Regions from separate parts of the Homo sapiens genome. Here region 2 is linked to region 1. A link is a loop called in an ENCODE intact Hi-C map of the cell type or tissue named here. Cell type or tissue: PC-3. All regions are shown on one strand. Links, peaks and the distances in the headings refer to the core of each region. The heading gives the core; the rest is flanking DNA.

The links. Hi-C counts contacts between places; a loop is a spot of excess contacts. Peaks named below come from ENCODE experiments on the same cell type or tissue, not always from the same donor. Only the 100,000 strongest peaks of a DNase experiment are listed, where the experiment ranks them.
Region 2: a loop joins it to region 1, with 5 times the contacts of the local background. A loop is called at or near these places in 1 of 110 quality-filtered maps.

The regions. Positions count from the first base shown.
Region 1 is chr17:55,052,159-55,062,598 of GRCh38, reverse strand. The region is part of intron 12 of STXBP4 (syntaxin binding protein 4); the gene reads right to left. Among named protein-coding and RNA genes, the nearest start is that of STXBP4, 89 kb to the right of the region's middle. In PC-3, for the core only: no CTCF peak of the experiment used is centred there; a DNase peak (open chromatin) is centred at 5,878; H3K27ac peaks cover 1,770 bases.
Region 2 is chr17:55,133,341-55,143,780 of GRCh38, reverse strand. STXBP4 (syntaxin binding protein 4) reads right to left here. Exons shown (of 18, transcript NM_178509.6): 17 at 2,414-2,471. Among named protein-coding and RNA genes, the nearest start is that of HLF, 130 kb to the left of the region's middle. In PC-3, for the core only: no CTCF peak of the experiment used is centred there; no DNase peak of the experiment used is centred there.

The DNA of each region.
Region 1 (10,440 bases), core at 3,503-7,502:
GGATTATAAATCATTCTACTATAAAGACACACACACACATGCACACATATGTTTATTGTAGCACTATTCACAATAGCAAAGACTTGGAATCAACCCAAATGCCCATCAATGATAGACTGGATAAAGAAAATGCGGCAAATATACACCAGGTAATACTATGCAGCCATAAAAAAAGGATGAGTGCATGTCCTTTGAAGGGACATGGATGAAGCTGGAAATTATCATTCTCAGCAAACTAACACAGGAACAGAAAACCAAACACTGCATGTTCTTACTCAAAAGTGGGAGTTGAACAATGAGAACACATGGACACAGAAAGGGGATCATCACACACTGGGGCCTGTCAGGGGGTCAGGGGTGAGAGGAGGGATAGCATTAGGAGAAATACCTAATGTAGATGATGGATTGATGGGTGCAGCAAACCACCATGGCACGTGTATACCTATGTAACGAACCTGCACGTTCTGCACATGTATCCCAGAACTTAAAATATATATTTAAAAAAAAAAAAGCCTTTTAAGATAATTGTAGAGATGGAGTCATGATTGGTTGCCCAGGCTGATTTTGACCTCTTGGTCTGAAGCAATCCTCCCACTTTGGCCTCCTAAAGTGCTGGGATTACAGGCATGTATAGGAGAATGCACTCTTTATCCAACCTCCCCCAGTAGTTTCATCTTGCATGACTGTAATAGACTATCACAACTAGGAAACTGACATGGATACAACCCACAACTTTATTTAGATTTAACCAGTTTTAAATGCACTCATCAATAAGAAGGAACAACCTACAGATACACACAAGAATCTAGACGAATCCCAAGGGAATTATTGCTGAGTAAAAAGAACCAATCCCAAAAGATGACATACTGTATGATTCCATTTATACAATATTCTTGAAATGACAACATTATGGAGATATAGAACAGATTAGTGTTTGCCAGGTGTTAGGGGAGCAGGTAGGATGTGGCTGTGGCAATAAAAGAATAGCATGAGGGATCTGAGTAAAGAGGGTTTTTGGTAGAAAATAAAAGCTGGCATTCTGAGGCCACAGTGACTATCTGAAATGGAAACAGGAACATTTTACTACAGCATGCTTTTAGAACAGAAAAGACTGACAAATATATGTATTTTTCTTCTTTTTCCCTCTGAAGATGAGATAGCATCTTAAAACACCTACTAGTGCTATACTGAAAAACTAGTAAAAATTTAATCACTAAAGAAAAATAAGAGAAATCACATCAATTCTGAAAATTAGAGGCTTTGCTGCTTTTTAAATGAATACACAAGAAACACAATCTTTAAAAGTGTGAAAATGTGAAAAGTACTTTAGGAATCACTTATTATTGTTGTTCCTTTTAAAGACACATTTAATTTGTTCTTGGTTTCCTTTGTTGCTTCATCTGAAAACTAAGATAGCTCACATGTCAGCTGCACTAGCTGTTACTTGATTCATGTTCAACCTCAATTGTCCACAGAGAATCCTGTGTTGATTTGACCTTATATTTCTGCCTCAGGACTTCATGCTCTTCTCAAGAACTGAACTCAACCTTTACACAGGTGAGGCCAACTACAAGTGGGCTTATCTGAACCCAGAGAATTTGCCAAATGCTTAATATCCCATGTTTCTTTAGGGCAAAGACTGGTTCAGACAAGCTAAATATTTTGGCTTTGGACTGTTCACCAATTCATTGCTGCCTTAGGTCATAATACTATGCTGAAAGAAACTTTAAAAACAACTTAAGTGTGAGAGTAGGCTTTAGAAAGCTGTTGATCAAAGGAAGTCGCTAAGAGTGGCCCATGCCTGTGAAAAGTTGTTAGAACTTGAAGAAAAAATAACAACAATTTCATGGGAAATTGTGCTCATGATTTTAAACTTAAGCTCGGTTATTCTGTAAGACACAAAAACTCATAAAAATACTTGAGTTTTAGAGAACAGTACAGCCAATTCTTTTCAAAACAGTGAGTAGGTATTCTGGTAGCTATCCTTGATTGAATAAAACAATGAAGGTGATCCTTCCAGTGAAAAATGAGCCCTTCACAGCTTGTTTTAATAATTAGGTTATCTATGTGCTTAAGGAATTTACATGGGATGATCATTAGTACTGTAGTAACTTGGTGTCAAGATCTTCAAAAGGATATCAAAGGAAAGAAACTGCCAAATTTCACACCATTTAAATTTCTAGTTTTTAAAAATTTTTAAGAGAAGAGTTATACATACTCTGTATTTATAATTTTTAAAGACTCATTTATTGTGAAAAAAGAAATCAATCTTTGGAAAAATGGAAAGGTATTTTCACTAAAGCATAGGAACTCTTTCATTAACAATAGGTCTGTATCATCAAAATCCTCTTAACAAAATAATATCATTCTATGTACATAAGAAAAGCTGAATAGTATCCATGGTCAACATATTTTAAAATTGGACACTTTCAGGGTTGATTTTGGGTAGTCTATGTTTTTTTACGGTGTTAATGAAATGAATGGTGTTTCAGTATGTATGCATGTGGGTTTGTATACACAGATGTATACATGTATTTTTAATTATTTTTGTTTAAACTGGAAACTATATACTAAGTACTACTCTGAATCCACACATCTTTACCCTCAATCTCATTTATCTTATTTTGTTGATTGCATCATTACAGCCTCTCAGTCACTAAACTACAAAGACTTGACTGTTGTTTCTCCTTATTACTGCACATTTTATGACTGTTAAATCTGGTGGACTTTATCCTCATGGTGTCTTCTGCATAGACCTTTTTGGTATATTACTATTATGATTACCCAGTTAAATCCTCCATTGCCTATTTTCTGGACAAGAGCTTCTCAAATTTTAAGGTGTAAACAAATCACCTGAAGACTTGTTAAGTGTAGATTCTGATTCTATAGATCTGGGATGAGACCTAAGACTGCATTTCTAAGTTCCTGATTGCTGATATTTCTCCTGTTGCTGACCACTCTGAGTAGAAAGGATGTAGAGTTCTAGATCAGCATTGTCCAATCACAGTAGCCACTACTTATATGTGGCTACTGAGCACCTGAAATATAGCTAGTTGACTGAGGAACCAAATTTTTAATTTAATTATAATTATTTTGTATTTAAGTTTAAAAACTCAAGAAATGTAAACTATTTTTTCACAAAACAAGACTTTACTGTTTTGGTAGAACTCTAACTCACTGTAATCACTGCATCATTTAAGATATTATTGTTGAACTGTAATGTCTGTGTCAGGCACATGAGTCAGTTGAGTAGTATACATAAACACGTAACTGATGTGGCCAGTGTCAAAAAATTAATTAATTATAAATCCTTTTTTACACACCAATATGTACACACAGTAGGCTTATCTGAATATTTTATGCAATCAGCCTGAGTTACAATGATACCTAGGTAAATCATATTAGTAATTAAATTAAAATACTTATTTTTATTAGGCTATATTTATTTTTTGTATTTAGTAAAAATTTGTCCATAAAATAAGTATGGACAAAATTAAATTTAAATTAAATGTAAAGTGAAGACATACTACTGATGCAGAATAAAATGGAGATAAATTAGCTAGTAATATTACTGGAACAATGCAATTGCAATTTGCAAAAAGTGTGTTTACTGTAGAAGAAAATTTTGAAATATATATAAAGTGAGCAATATTAATAGCCATTTTTGCAAATTAATGGTGAATTTGATAAGAAGTTTCGTATTAGCAGTTAAAAAAATAAATAAATAAAATTAGTCACCAGAAGTAAATGTCCAACATTTGTAACTATAAAATGGCTAGAATTTTTGCACAAAAAAGAAAACCATTTTTAGATTGAGATAGTAATTTCAGTTATGATAAAAATACTGGGAAACGTATTTCATAAAAAATGGAGGATATTCAATTAAGTAATAAAACAAATGCCCATCGACTATAAGAACTTTCTAAGAATATCAACGATCAATTGATTAAAATAGCTTTCAGTGGGCCATATCATGCAAGAGACACTACCAAATTCATCCTTCAGGCATGTACTGCCTCAAAGGGTGTCCAAACTTATGATAAAATGTTGATTTGCAGCCTAAAAAAATCAAACTTGCAGTGTAGATATTTTTAACCCTTTTACATCTGTCAAAAAAGTTTCAGGTAGATAATAAAAAACAAGTTTTCATCATGATAAATGGTGCTCCAGCTATGTTGCATCGAAAATTTAAATGTATTAACCCCATCAAAAAGTGGGTGAAGGATATGAACAGACACTTCTCAAAAGAAGGCATTTATGCGGCCAAGAAACATATGAAAAAAGCTCATCATCACTGGTCATCAGAGAAACGCAAATCAAAACCACAATGAGATACCATCTCATGCCAGTTAGAATGGCGATCATGAAAAAGTCAGGAAACACAGATGCTGGAGAGGATGTAGAGAAATAGGAATGCTTTTACGCTGTTGGTGGGAGTGTAAATTAGTTCAACCATTGTGGAAGACAGTGTGGCGATTCCTCAAGGATCTAGAACCAGAAATACCATTTGACCCAGCAATCCTCTTACTGGGTATATACCCAAAGGATTATAAATCATTCTACTATAAAGACACATGCACAAGTACGTTTATTGTGGCACTGTTCACAATGGCAAAGACTTGGAACCAACCCAAATGCCCATCAATGATAGACTGGATGAAGAAAATGTGGCATATATACATCATGGAATTCTATGCAGCCATAAAAAAGAAAAGACTTCATGTCCTTTGCAGATACATGGATGAAGCTGGAAACCATCATTCTCAGCAAACTAACACAGGAACAGAAAACCAAATACTGCATATTCTCACTCTTAAGTGAGAGTTGAACAATGAGAACACATGTACACAGGGAGGGGAACATCACACACTGGGGCCTGTCGGGCGGTGGAGCAAGGGGAGGGAGAGCATAAAGATAATACCTACTGCATGCAAGGCTTAAAACCTAGATGTCGGGTTGATAGGTGCAGCAAACCACCATGGGATATGTATACCTATGTAATAAACCTGCACGTTCTGCACATGTATCCCAGAACTCAAAGTAAAATTAGAAACAACAACAACAACCAAATTTGAATGTATTGACATTTTCAAAGAAGAAAGAGGCTGCTTTATTGTTTTATTCCACTGTATGATACATATTGAAAATATTTGTGCTTAGTTTTCTCAAGCTGATTTTATGAAAAGCATCATAGATACAGTTGCTAACACTGTTTAGTATACGCACGTAAATTGAGTCATCAGTAGTTTATAAAACTGTTAAAAGAAAAAAGGAGGACAATACATTTTCTGATGCTATGTTATTTGCCAATACTTCTTGGCTGAGTTATGAAAGAGATTTACGAAGATTTTCTGTACTTTTAACTCCAATTAAAGGTTTTCTTAAACAAAAGGAAGGTGCATCTATTATTCAGTAACCAGACAAAAGAAAATGGCAGTGTGATTTACATTTTCTCACTAATATCAGTGCATGTAAATGAGTTAAACTACAAACTACAAGGAAAAGGAAAGTTTATGAAGCTAGATAAGTATAAGAGTTTATAGTGAAATTGAACTTTTTCATAATATAAATAAAAAATAATGACTTTACCTATTTTTCTACTATAAGCTAATATGCAGATCTTAATTATTGATAGTGTTACATAAATTGGCTATGAAAACTGAAAAAATTTTGAAGTATGCTTTCTTCATACTGCTAAATTTAGAGTTGCTTTTGTTATTTGTAATACTCCTTGAATTTGATGCTAATATTTTTTGTAGAGTCGGGGGTTCTCCATGCTGCCCAGGCTGGAATGGAACTGCTGGGCTCAAGCGATCTGCCTGCCTTGGCAGATCTCCCAAAGTTTTGAGATTACAGGCATTAGCCACTGGGCTTGGCCAGTTTTTTTGTTTGTTTTTGAGACAGGTTCTTCCTCTGTTGCCCAGGCTGGAGTGCAGCGGCATGATCATAATTCACTGCAGCCTCCATCTCACAGGCTTGAATTTTATGCTAATAATACTGAGCTGACAAGAATTAGTGACGGTACTTAACAGATGTAGCTTTGAAAAGATCTTGCTTAAAAACAAATTCTTCTTAGAAAATAAAATAGTTTTGTTAGTGTGGATGTAAACATTAAAAGAAAAAGATTTTTGGTATTCAATTCAGTCATTAGAAACTTTTAAAATAAGTTTGGAACAATTTGAGTATGTGAATTTACTTTTTCAACTGTAAATTTTATTAAATCTAAGCACAGATCCAGTATTTCCAATGAAAATTCAGTGTAAAAATTGAGATGTGCTCTAAATTTTAAAAACACTAGATTTCAAAGATACAGTATAAAAAAGTAAAAATATCTCATAATGAATTTTAAAAATATTACTGCATGCTAAAGTAATATTTTAGATAAATCCAACTAAATAAAATATATTAAAATTAACGTTACCTGTTTCTTTTTCCTTTTTTAAAAATGTAGCTCTTAGAAAATATAGCAATATATTGTGGCTTTCATTATATTTCTAAGGGACATTGCTGTTCTAGACTATTACAACAGCCTTTTATCTGATCTTCGGTTACTTCCCAACTTGCTGTCAGTTTAACCTTAAAGTATATCCTCCATTTATCCCTTTATCCATTCACCAAATGTTTGAGTACCTAATAACAGCTATTGTTGTAAGATAAATCAGAGAACAAATCCAAGATAGCTGTCTTCATGAAGCTTACCCTCCAGTTGGGGGACACAGATAAAGAGCAAAACATAAGTAAATTATTTAAGATGTAAGATAGTAATAGTTATACTAAAAGAAACTCCTCCACACACAGTAAGGGTCAGAGGAAAGATGGTGCAAAGAGACCAGATGAGCTGGAGAATGAGTAAAGGGGTGGAGGGGAGAAGTGTGGAAAGAGCTGAGGTACTTTAAAAGGAGTGTTAGGATGGGGAAAGGACAGCAGGTCATGTAGGCCCTCATAGGCTTTAACAGTTACTTGGAGGTTTCTACTTGCAGCATTTCTGCCTTACTTTGACTGAGATGGAAAGTCCTGGAGAGTTCTAAGTGCAGTTTTAAAACAATATTTCTGGCTGCTTTGTTCAGATTAGACAGTATGGGAGTGAGGCAGGGTAAAAGTAGCGTGATCTGGTAGGAAGCTATAATAGCAACACAGGTGGGACCTGATGGCGGCTTAGACCACTGATGGAAGTGGTGAAAAGTGGCAAAATTCTGTGATTTCTAAAAAGTAGGCCCAACAAGTTGGTTATGGAGTATGAAAGAAAGAGTGGGGTCAGATTATACGTGGAGACAGTTGTTCATTTTTCTCTCCTTGTCAAATATTTTAAATGGCAGTCCTCTAAGATCTTAGGCTGGTATTCAACTGCTTATATGTGTAGGCCCCAACACACCCACCCAAATGTCATTTCCTAACAGCTTCATCTTTCCGTGTTTCCCTTATGTTCCTGGGCCTTTGATAGTGATGTTGATAAAAGAATACATGTCAAAACTAGTATTCAAAATTAGATTCCTGACAGGTTTAGGCTCTTAAATTCTCAAGTCCTATGAAAAAATTGTAAGGTAGGTACTATTAACACTTTTTCAGACATGAAGACAGAAATATATTAACAAATAACTTAAAGTTAGCATAGAAAAGGTTTATTTTGACCACAAACACAAGCAAATTTCCCCTTTTATGCCATGATTTTCATGCTGTTTTCTCAGCCTGAAATGCTCTGCCTTTCTGTGTCTGGGTCAGCTCACGTGCCACCTTATCTATGAAAAGTCCCCTTATGCCCTCAGTTAAAATTACATTTTCCTCCTCTTTATTAAATAGTTAATACAAATCATTTCCACCTCTTAATATTTTTTCTTCTATTATTTGTAATATTTGTTGAGTGGTATGTGCTATACACATTATCATCTATGTGTATTATCTTAATACCTCTAATGTTATTGTGAAGGATCCCATTATCAAACCCATTTTGCAGATGAGGAAGCTGAGACCCATAAAGGTGAAGTAGTTTGACAAAGGTCAAAAGCTAGCAAGGAGCAGGGTCAGGGTATAAACCAAAGGTATAACTCCAAACCCCATTATCTACTGCACTTATCCTTAGGCCAATTCACTGTGTTTTTGTTTTTGTTTTGTTTTTGAGATGAAATATCACTCTATTACCCAGGCTGGAGTGCAGTGTAGTCTCAGCTCACTGCAGCCTCCACCTCCCAAGTTAAAGTGATTCTTGTGCCTCAGCCTTCCGAGTAGCTGGGATGACAGGCATGTGCTACCATGCCCAGCGAATTTTTTTGTATTTTTAGTAGAGATGGGGTTTCACCATGTTGGCCAGGCTGGTTTTGAACTTCTGGCCTCAAGTGATCCACCCACCTTGGCCTTCCAAAGTGCTGGGATTATAGGCGTGAGCCACTGTGTTTGGCCAATTCACTGTGAACCATATAAGATTCTCTCTTTTGTTTATATATTTTTTCATATATTCATTTTTTTGTCTTATTAAATTCTAATACAAATTAGCCTTAGATTACTTATTCATGCAGACATGACCTTTCTTAATAACAGAAACTAATCCTTTCACAGAAATAAATACAGGAGGGCCTCATGTGGAAAAAGTAGGTACTGCTAGAAAAAGAAAAAAACTGCTATTTTTCCTTAGATTCACATCTTACATCAGCCTTTAATACAATTATTATTTTATCAATCATGGCTGATATTCTAAAGTTTATATATTCCAAGCCTTTAGGAGAAAAGAAAAATGTAAAGTTAGGAGAAAAATCCCCTAATTTATCCTACATATAAAAACTAACAAGAAAGATTTGTAAATGTCCATTTTCAGGATGCAAACGCTAAAATGTAAAAAGATCTGGCCATATAAACTCATGGAGGTATAAAAGATACAGAATGAAAAGCACTAAAAAGTCATATCAATTAAAGTACAAAAATATTTAATAAAATGAGGGTCCGAAAATTGGCCCGAAAATAGAGGACTTTAAAAAAACTTGACTTTGGAAATAATTTCAAATATTCAGTTGAGCTGCAAGAATAGTATAAAGAATATCCTCATATCCTTTACCCAGATTTACCTAATTCCCCAGGTTCATCCTTTTGCCAACATGTTCATGAGTGAGAAACAATATATTCTTGTAAGCCACTGATAGTAAGTGGTTGTGGCTGAGATTTTGCATGTTCTCAATCTCGCTCACATATTTATTCATATATGTAATATTTATACACAATGCAATTACATATATGTGTATAAATAACACACATGTATATATAAATATACATGCACTTTTTTAACCATCTGAGGGTAAGTTATATATATCATGGTCCTTTATCCCTAAAAACTCCAATATTTCCTATGAATAAGGATATTTTCTTATATAACCACATATTTCCTAAGAATAAGGATATTCTTTTATATAACCACAGTACAGTTAACAAATTTAGGAATTTTAACATCAATTCAATGCTTTAATCTACCATCTGTATTCCAATTTTGTCAACTGACCCAATAATATCCTTTATAGCATTTTTCCCATTCCGGTAGAGGATCCAGTCTGGAGTCAGATGCTGTATTTAGTTTTCACGTCTCTTTAGCATCTTTTAACCTGTAAACTTTTATTACCTTTTTTTTTTTTAAGAAAATAGCATTGACATTTCTAAAGAATACAACCCACACACACACACACACACACACACACACACACACGTCATACACGTCTTTTTTTTTTTTTTTTTTTAAACAAAACTTTCTCTCATTTTGAGCTTGCCTGACATCTCTTCATGGTTAGATTCAGGTTACACATTCTCGCCCAGAAAATTACACAGGTGATGTTGTAGTCATTTTTTGGGCATCATATTTGGAGTCACACAATGCCCAAATGTTCTTCATTGGTGATATCAACATTTAGCACATTTAGCAACATTTAGTCAAGGTGTTTTCTGATTTCTCCACTGTATAACTGCTATTTTACCCCCTTGCAATTAATAAGCAGTTTGTAGAGAGATACTTTAAAACCATGTAAATATTCTGCTCTTCATCAAAATTTTTCCCTAAATTTAGCATTGAATGATTTGTGCCTGATCAAGTCTTTATTAAAATAGATATAAAATACTGATTTCCAAATCTAGCAGCTTCTCTGCAATTACCAGTCAGTATTCAACATCCTACTATAGGCAAAAGTACTCCTTTCTCCCTATTAATTAATTAATCAATTTACGAATGATACCGTGAATTACGATTTCTTCTATAGTCTGCAATACATTACTGTACTAAATTATTTTGGTACTCAAGTTCTTCCATATTTGGCCAGTGGAAGCCCCTTCAAGCTAGTTCCTGTGATATGCCCCTGTCATTTTGAGCACGTCCTTATTTTCTGGCATATTAAGATATTCCAGGCTTATATTTTACTTACCCTTCCTCATTTCTGAAATTTGTCATTTCTCTGAGTAGCCTGGCTTTCTTCT
Region 2 (10,440 bases), core at 3,069-7,068, 82 kb before region 1:
TTCCAAAACACACCCTTTGGGGGTATATTTTCCGAGCAAAGCAATGGGGTTAGGATAAATGTAGCATCTCTCTGTTCTTTCCACAGACACTGAGTTGGTTCCCAGGGCAGCCAAAGGGCTTATTGACTCCCTTTTATCTCCTCTTCTGGGACTCTATTCTCCCTTATAGTGGGAGACCAGCCCAAGGCTATTGTTCCAGGCTGCAAAGAACAGTGGCTTAAGCTAGCTGGGTAACAGGTAAGGAGACAAACCAACTCTCTGGCTGACCATCACTTGTTCCTGCTTTCTCTGTTTTGGGTAACTGTGCCCCTAGTATTTTTTTCTCTTAAGGCACTAGTTAGATTCTGACATTCAACTCTGGGTTAGGATATACTGACAGACAGCTAGGTTTAGGTAAAGGAGTTCCCCACAGGATCCAGACTCATTTACTGACATTTCAAAGGATCCTGAATGCAGAACCCCAGTTAATAATGAATGCTAATTTTCTTTCTTTTAATCATGCATTTCTTTGGGGAACCTTCTAGGAGAAAGCATGGCTAAGGGCAAGATGCAGCTCACTACCATCATAATGCCATTCCAATAAGAGCCCAGCAACACCTACTTTCCACATTGTTAAGAGCATTAAATGATATAATGCATAGAGAAATACACCTAGCATATTCCTGGCTATTAAGCACAAGCTAGTGCTCAGTAAATGCTCATGCCCTCATCTTTTCCTTTATAAAGTTAATATCAAAAAGAGAGAAAGAAAGAAATGCAACACAGATTTGAATGCATTTTTTCATTTTCCTGCCATTCCTACAGTACAGTGATTCAAATCTTCCAGAAACTAAACATGATTAATCCTGCATGCTAGAGAGCCCCTTCCAGAAGAGGTCTGATTCTGGAAGTAAAGAGTGTGGCACTAAATGTAATCTGCACATGGAATTCCTGGGTCCTCTATGCCAAAAGTTCATTTTCTTTCAAATGTTATAAACAACACCTTTGCCTGATTAATCACTTCATGCTAGAGATTGCAAGAAAAAAATTCAGCATGAAAACACTTTGCCAGGTTTATCTCTAGTTTTTCCTTAAATTTTTTCAAATACAAAGCTTTTGAATTCTCAATGTTTTTAATGGTCATATGATTGTTCAGGTTTTTTTTCCCCTCCACGATGGTTTCTCCATATTGTAAATTCATGATGGCTATTTATTGGGCATCTACTGTGTTCCAAGTTCTATGCTAGGTACTTAAGATTAAACAACTTTATAAAGTAGGTAATATTCCCCTCAGTATATGATGTGAAAGCTGAGGTTAACAGAGATGTAGGAACTGTGTAAAGTTGCGGGGCATGAGAATCCAAAATCTGGATATTGCTTTGTAAAATATTTGCACATTTGAAAGGGGATAGCAAGGACATGTCTCCCTTTTCCTCCCAAAATGCATACCAAGTATACTTTGCTAAAAGGATACACAAAGGAGTCCCCTGGGCTCTTAGGAGTCTGTTGGGATTCCCCTTTGTGCTCTCGAAATGTCAATTCTGACATAAAAGGAATTTTCAGGAAACGGTAGAAGTATATCACAGTGCTCTGTCCAGGGCAAAACTAACCAGTTCAGCATCTAGGAAATGTATTCCTGTTCAGGCTTTAAGGATGGGTCTTTATCAGTGACAGTCTAGTGCAGATAGTAGAATCTTGCGGTCAGAAGACTTTGACTCTAGTTCTGACTTGGTAATTAAGTAGTGATAGATTTTTTGGTAACTACTCAAGACTCTTATTTTCTTCATCTATAAAACAGAAAAAATGACAAGGTATACATACCTCAAGAGGTTGTTCTGAGAATCCACTGAGGTAAGGTTTGTTCATATACTGTCCTATTTATCTCAAGTTATTTATCTACTGTCTGTTTTTCCTCTCTATTATGTAAATTCTATGCTATCAAGAAACCAGTCTATATATTTCACCACTATATCTGCAGGGCGTGGAACACTGCCTGGCAAACAGCAAATGCTCAAAAAATAGTTGCAGAATGAACTGTGTGCATTTTAAAGCATTAAAAAATGTTGATATTAGCATTATTGTTAAGAACTTTCAAAGATATACAAAACGGATTTTTTTGCTAGGTATTAACTTTTCATAAACACTAATACTATTAGCCAGCAAGTGAATTTAGGCAGCCAGCCTAAGTTCAAATGATGATCCTGTTCCAATTTTTTGATGTTTCCCTAGAAATTATTACCAGGTTTTTTCCCCCAAATGATATCTGATATTAGCATTTAAATCACATGAAACGAAAATGGTGAGGCTTCATTTCTTGTTACTAATTTTTGTAACCTCCAAGAAGGTTTCTTAGTTTTGCTGATTATTCTGCAACTTCCAGGTTCTCTCCAGATGTGAAGAAAATTGCTTACTTGGTTGAGATGCTTGTACTTACTTGATGAAGTACTTGATTCCATCTGCTGTGTAAGCTTCCTCCCACCCATAAGGTAAACCTACAGTGAAAGGAAACCAAAAATATATTTAATAAGATGATAAAGATAACTTTATTTCCTGGACACAAACCTCCCTCATCTTTACAATTATTTGAGCACATTTCTTATACAAAATAATTTTCTAGAAAGGGGGAATTAAGACAATTCAGATGAGCTTTCATACTCAGCATCTTTAGAACACAATAAATAAGTCTTGAGCAGTTAACAATCTGCTTTAGTTGCAATAACTGGATTATGACTTGTCATTTACATGTGGTGAGCATTTTTGTCAGCAGGATTCAAGCAAAAATTTGTGTTGCAGTGGATGGTTTTTGCCTGAAGGCAGAAGGATGGACAAGATGGCCTCTGCTTGTCTATTCTGGCTCAAAGTTTCTTTAATTGGCTCCCTTTACATTCTTTCACTCAGCTCCACAGGGAATCAGACATGAGTGCCAGATCAGCAGGGGTTTGAAAGTAGCTTTTGGACAAGACAAAATTCCTTATTAAGTTTGAAAGTTTAGCAAAGTGATTTACAATGGATTGTGGCATTTTACTTTGTTAATTAAGAATTTTGTGCACTAAACATAAACGGCCAAACAATTTGCTAAACTTAGCTTCCATTTCTGTAATGGGATTGAGAATAGTTAGCTATAAAGAGATGTGGATTGACGTAAGCAAGCAATATTTGGCCATATTTCTGTAAATGAGTACATTTTGGCCCTCATCATACCAAGAGAACAGCCCCAAGTTGAGGCAGCCACATTCTCCTACATTCTGATTTTGGGTGTTACGTTTCTAGAACACAGTGGTTTCCACCCCTCTGTTCCATCCAAGTACTGCTAAGGATTTTAATCCAATTTTTGGATGAGTTCTTTGACACTGGCTTATCACGACTCAGGTAGCCTACCTCTCTGGAAAGTAACCGACCTTTAACAACAAATCATTGACTTCCTTTCCCCAAGTCTCAGCAAGGGGCAGAGCAAAAGTGCAGGAATGGTAACTATTTTTGTTTGCTTGCTTTTAGAGGCAGGGTTTCTCTCTGTTGCCCAGGCAAGAGTGCAGTAGCACAATTATAGCTTATTGCAACTCTGAACTCCTGCGCTCAAGTGATTCTCCCTCCTCAGCCTCCCAAGTAGCTGGAACTATAGGTACGTGCCACCATTCCTGACTAATCTTTTTTAAATTTTTTTGTAGAGACCAGATCTCACTATGTTGCCCAAGCTAGACTCAAACTCCTGGGCTCAAGTGACCCTCCCACTTTGGCCTCCCAAAGTGATAGAATTATTGTTGTGAGCCACCGTGCTTGGCCTAACAGTAACTATTTGAATGAAATAAAACCTTACTCTATCGCCATTTGCTTCTTGTGAAGTCTTTGAGAAGCAACTCTAAGGATGATGTTTTTGTAATTATGAAAACCAAGAAATACAATTTGCATTGTGTTTATTTCCAGTCTTTTACCACAAGTCATACACACCTTGAGCAAAAATTCTGTAACTATTTCCTTTGTATATTAACACAGGCCACCTTGAAGTTTCTATTCTCTCTTAATGAACAAATGTTCCTCTTATAAGTAGAAAATAAGCACTTCCTAGAGCCTGGCTTAAGCAAATGACTGGCTTCCCTAAAAGCCCCTTAGTGACTGTCACTATATGTCTCCTCTAGTGTTCACTGCAAGCACATGCTCAGCCAGATGCGCCATGATAAACTGCTCTGCTGCACCAGTTCAAGTAGATTTATTTTCTGTCTTCACACTTTCTGCATCTTCTTTTATAGATTACTTCATTCATCACTGACAAGCCCCTCACCTGGAGGGAAGAAAATGATGACTGTACCTAAGAACCTTGCTTTCATGACAAAAATGCTCAGAAATAACAGGATTTCCAATCAATAAGACAAAGGCAGCTAAAAGTTAAGTAGGAAGTTATTCTAATGTGACTACAATTTTTGCCCGCTAAATAATTTGTCTGATCAGTACAACTGTGTCTGTCCTTCTAATTTCTTAAGTCACAGATACGTTCTAATAAAAATAAAGTGGACACTTTCAAGACAGTATCTTTTAATCTACAGGATCATGTGAAAATTGACACTAACATTGGATTACCACATCCCCTGTGCCATCAGAATAGAATTTCTGCCTTGATTATTTCCTTACAATTATTAAAAAAGAATTATAACTTTATAACAGACTTATAAAGGTACTAATTCACAGGCATTTAAGTCACAATGGTTATTCAGTGACTGCAGCCATAAAGATATCCCTGCATATTAAATAACATGTATAACTTATTTTAGAAGATGTTCTCTGTTCTGAGAAAATAAGTGTTTCTTTTTAGGAGACTGAATAGTTTCTTACAGTTCATGCAGATTTCATATAATCTATTATATAAAAGACAGACCTAGAGACTAAAATGATAGTAATTAATCTCTCAGTGATAGTTCACTAATAGAAAACAATCACTGTCCAATTACAAACTAAAAACACAAATAGCCTACCTTATACAAAAATAGGACTTCTGATTTCCACCAGCTTATTGATGAACTCAGTTTTCCCTTAGTAAAGGTTTCATTTCTTCATAATAAGTGATTTGGATATGACTAACATTATCTAAATACTTTTCAATAATCATTATTGTTTTAAAATTTTCCTACATTTACCATATCTTTATACTTGGAAATATACAATGCTTCTATTTTTTCTTTTCATATTTGTTTTAAAAACGTTATGACAACTATAACTACCTGAAATTGCTTTTGATTAGAAGTATTGTCTATGAACCCTCCCATAACATTCTTTCCATCAGTGATCATCTGTTTTGAATCAATAACTTCACAGTGATGACTCCAAAATCTTCATGAGTATCTTGCCAAAGTAAGAGTCTTAAACACATTCAACTTAGAATAGTGGCTGTTACCTAAAACTCAACATATCCAAAACCAAAGTCATTACATTTCCAGACAAAATAGTTCCTTTCTAATTTCCCAGTCTATTTATGTATCAAATATTTTCTTTGTCATATCTGGCCCATGTATCATTCATTAAATATTTATTGATCCTTTATTATGTGTTCAGCATTTTGCTAGATGTTCAATATACAGTGATAAACAAATAGACATGACCCTTGATCATATGAAGCTTGAAATCGACATAAAGACATTATTAAAAATAGGAATAAGTTCTACAAAAAAAATATGGAACACGATGAAGGTAAGTCATAGCACAGAAAAAGGTTGAACTCCCTAATGCAGAAAGAATTCCTACAAATCGATAATAAGATTAATAACAAATAACAAAATAGGCAAAACGTGAAACATGTAGGGCATGAAACACAAATGAACACATGTGAAAATGTTTAACTTCATGCTTAATTAGAGAAATAAAAAGTTATTATGAGATACCATGTTCATCTATCAGATTAGCAAACATTAAAAAGTAGTTTAATTAGACACAGCATTGATGGTGTGAAGAGACAGTCATTCTCATATTGATGGAAGTATTAAGTATAACACACTTATGAGGAGAAACTTGTAAATACCTATCTAAAATTTTCAATGCTAATAATAATGAGTTAACATTTATTGAGTGGTTAGATTCTAGACACTGTTGTAAGCACCATACATGTACCAATACACTTAATACTCACAAAGAATCTATGAGAAGTACTGCTATTATCCCTATTTTAGCAATAGAGAACTGAGGCACAGGAAATTTCAATAACTTTCCCAAGGTCACACAGCTAGCAGGGGAAAGAGCCCAGATCTTCATCACTATGTTGAACGATCTCCATATAGCTTAATCCAGCAATTTTTCTTGTAGAAACTTATCCTATAGATATGTTTTATTGACAAGACTGTTCATTGTAAAAACAAAAAATTGGAAATAATCTAAATAACCATCAATGGGGGCTGATTAAATATACTATAATAACAGAGTCAGATGTATTTGAAAAACATTTGTTAGTGTTACAAAATTGTTACAAACTCAAATAGGTTTAACTTTTAGCATCCAACATGCTGAGCAGAGCAGAAGGACAGAGGGAGGGAGGGAGGGAGGGAGGGAACATGGAGGTGTGGGGGGAGATATCTCTAACTCACAATTAATAAGGCTTTGTTAAAGAATATAACATTCATCACATAAATGGAATTTTCACTTGATTTGCAGTCAGAAAATCTGAATCCATATGTAATGTTCTTCAATTGCAAGTTGAATAACCGTGGGAAAGTAATAATCTTGTGGAATCTGAACTTTCTATATAAATAGATTTGTCATTTATATAGTAGTGATGATAACAGCTACCATTCTAGCTTAGGGGGTTAGCATGATACCCTTATTAGATAACATGTAACTACACAATGATATACGAAAGGAGACCATTGTTATTAATAGTAATGAAATTAACAGCCCTTTCTTCATTGCTTATGGTTCTGGTGATTTTAGAGTATTTTGGATGCCTAACATAGGAAAGTGTTTATAGGGGAAACCTCCGTTAAGGCGTAAGCACATTTTTTTTTTACAATCCTTTCCTCAATACAGTCTCTGTTTTACTCATGATAACATTCAGCAAAAGAATAACAGAAACTAATGGGACACTCTGACCCTGATCCAGTAGTGTGATGGTAAATATTTTAACAACCAGCTATTGGGGGTGGGGGCAAGCCTTGATTTGCAACATTTGCTCAGTTTCATAGTGTAAATACTATACTATGCCTATTTCGAGCTACCAATGTGATGTCACTGAATACGGAGATGGGAAGAAATGCATAGTAATACACCATGACATACAATTCTTAGATACAACAGATGTAAATAACCTCAAGAACAAAGACAATTGTAAAATGCAGGAAAATAATTAGGAAGTGGTTAGGTTTTAAAATATTTATTACCATTTCTTTTAATATAATTTTCAGTTTAAATATTTTAATTATTAATAATGATTATGTTTGACAATTGGCTCACAAAGTTCTTGCAAGCCAGTAGAAGCCAGCTCAAACATACTACTGTGGCTATCCATCTCTTAGCTCCCTGGTCCCGTTATACAGAAAGTTCCAAAAATCAAAGGACAGCAATGCTGTTTTATCCAATAGATGATTACATGAAACTGATAGCAGCTTCCAAAGGCATAAAGAATTGTTGCCCTAACAATCAACTATGTTTATCAGATGTTTACATAGTGCTTTCTACTATTTCTGACATTCTTCTAGGTAGTTTATAAATATTATTAATTCATTGTACATCACAACAATTTGAGATAGATATTGTTATTAACCTCATTTTGCAGAGACGAAACTGAGGGATAAAGAAGTTTAAATAACTTGTCCATTGTCACACTGCTGATAGTGCAGTCATGATTTGAATGTAAGCATTTGGATGCCAGAGCCTATGCTTTTAAGCACTGTGGTGTTGCTTCTTTTCCCTAACTCCTGTTTGCACTGCCAATAGTCAAAATTAAAACAATCAAATAATACTTTTGCCTAACTCTTTGAAGAACACAAAAAGTAAACTAGATTCCCAACGTCTCAATTTGTGCATTATTATCCATTATTTGTGCATTATTATTTAAAAGAGCAATGTTCTTTTAAAAGGAACTGAAATAATTTCTAGGCTTCACCACACAGCAGTGTATTTTAGAGACATTACATGTTTACAATTGTACAAGTTAATTTGTAGGTCTGAACTGCAGTGCCAATTTAAAAAGAACTACTAGCTAATTTTCCTATGAAAAAGGAATCTAGTATAGTGAGAGATGGTTGCCACCTATAAATAACCAAATAATGCAGCATTTCAACTATTAAAATAATTTCTAAGAAAATAATTGAAAAAATGTATATATTTTCTGAATTGTGATTTAAACACTCCTTAATATTGGTCTTGCAAAAATGCTGTGTATTAACAAACATGATTTTGGATCTGTGACTTGATTGTTTTACCACCTGGTTATATACATCATTGTTGTTTGAGGAAAAAAAAGCAAATGACATATATACATATATAATTTTACATATTTTGTGCATCCCAAATTTAAAAGTTAAAATGTTAACGTAATTAGATATGAGCTATTTCTAGTTAGAAGTCACTTATCCGGCAATTGAAAAGCTATAATATATTAAAGGAACATCATTGTTAAAAATTTCTAGAGGTTATTTGGTGGTTCACAGTCTACTTTATCTGTCAGTCACTATTTCTTTTTGCCAACATATACTACACCAGTTACCAATAAAAGAGAAGGGGAAATGCCAACATTCATTTTCTGCATTTATCTTCCCAATAGATGCAAAATTCAGTATTTTTTTACAGTTGGAGTTCTCTCACTCTCAGCTACATTGTGGAGTCACTTCCTTGAACTCTGATGTACAGACATTTAAGGGGCCAGTTTAAATGTTTTCTCTTACATTCTAACTCTGATCCCATGACCTAGACTGAAGATGAGAATGTGGGATTTCCCCAGCAGTTGTTTCTGGGCATTTATATTATATAATGCTGGGGGAATGATCTGGGCTAAGGCACTTTGATTTGTTTTGCTTAAAAGCAGTAATATACAACGGACTTTATTCTGTGCACTAATGAAACTCAGCATAAAACTTGCTGAAGCTTTCCTCAGGAGAGTGTGAGATCAGCCTAAAGACAGAGCTGAATAATAGGATGAAATGATCTTCTCATACTCTCTCCTGCCAACAATCTTTGGTTATGATTAGTCATCTAATAAATTTAATCAATGTAGAGAGTAATGATGAATAACACATCTGACTCTCCTCAGCCCAACTTCTTACTTTTAAAGGGCTCCCCACCCCATACATCAATTTCTCCAGAAATTCTGAAGTTATATATAATTGTTTTGGATGAAATAATGGATCTTCATGTCACAAATCAAATGAAAATTTGATCCCAATTTTGTTTTACAGTAAAGCATTTTTTTTACATCTACTGTACATCAAGTGCTAAGCTAAACACTTTAAATTTGTTATGGTAAGAGATAGTTTTCATGGTTATCTCATAATACATTTCATATAAAATAACTGTGTACTTCATTAAAAAAAAAGCCTTTCAGTACATTCACCCTATCCTCTTGTAGCTGATGACCTTGCTTCTTACCTCACTAAGAACACAGAAGCAGCAGAAAGAGAACTTCTAGATTCCCACCATAACATCCACCAACTATTCACACACTCCGCTTTTCTCTGTGGTCATACCTCATGCAATCCTCCCATCTTACTTACTCAAAACTTCAATCCAACAATTGTCCGCTTTCTTCCCTAACATCTATGTTCCCTCCCTGTACTGGGTCATTACCATGGGCATAAAAATGAGCTGTAATTATCTTCTATCTTAAAAAAAATTAAAGACAAAACTTTGTCTTGCCCTCACATTTCCTTGCAGCTACTACTCCATTTCTCTGCTCTACTTTATAACTAAACCTTACAAAAACCTTACAAAAATGGATTTGTCTACATTCAATTCCCATCTTTTCATTTATTCTCTTTTAAATCAACTCTAGTGAGGCTACCATTTGCCCTATGCCGCTAAAACAGCTCTTGTCACTTTATGTCCAAAGGTCAATTTTCAGTCCTCAGCTTCCTTCACTTATGACTGTATGTGATGCTGTTGATCACTACCTCCTTGGAACAGTTTATTCGACTGCAAAGACACAGCTTTCTCTAGGTTCTCCTCTGTCACTGGCTGTTTCTTCTCTGCTCATTTGCTAGTATCTTCTCATCTCCCCAGTCTCTAAAAGTTGGACTGCTCCAAGGCTTGGTTCTTCAACTCCTCTGTGTCCTTCCTTTCTGTTCTTTTCCTGCGTACACTCATTTGTTAGGTGATCTCATCCAGTTTCTATTTAAATACTATTCATACGTGACCCAGAATTCTCTATCCCCAGTCTGGACCTCTCTCCTGATTTCCAAACTGGCAAATTCAGGTGCATGCCCTCTCTTCCTCTATCATTGTATCACTTTTAAACTGAAGGTGCCCATTACTGATCTCCTGACTCTTCACCCA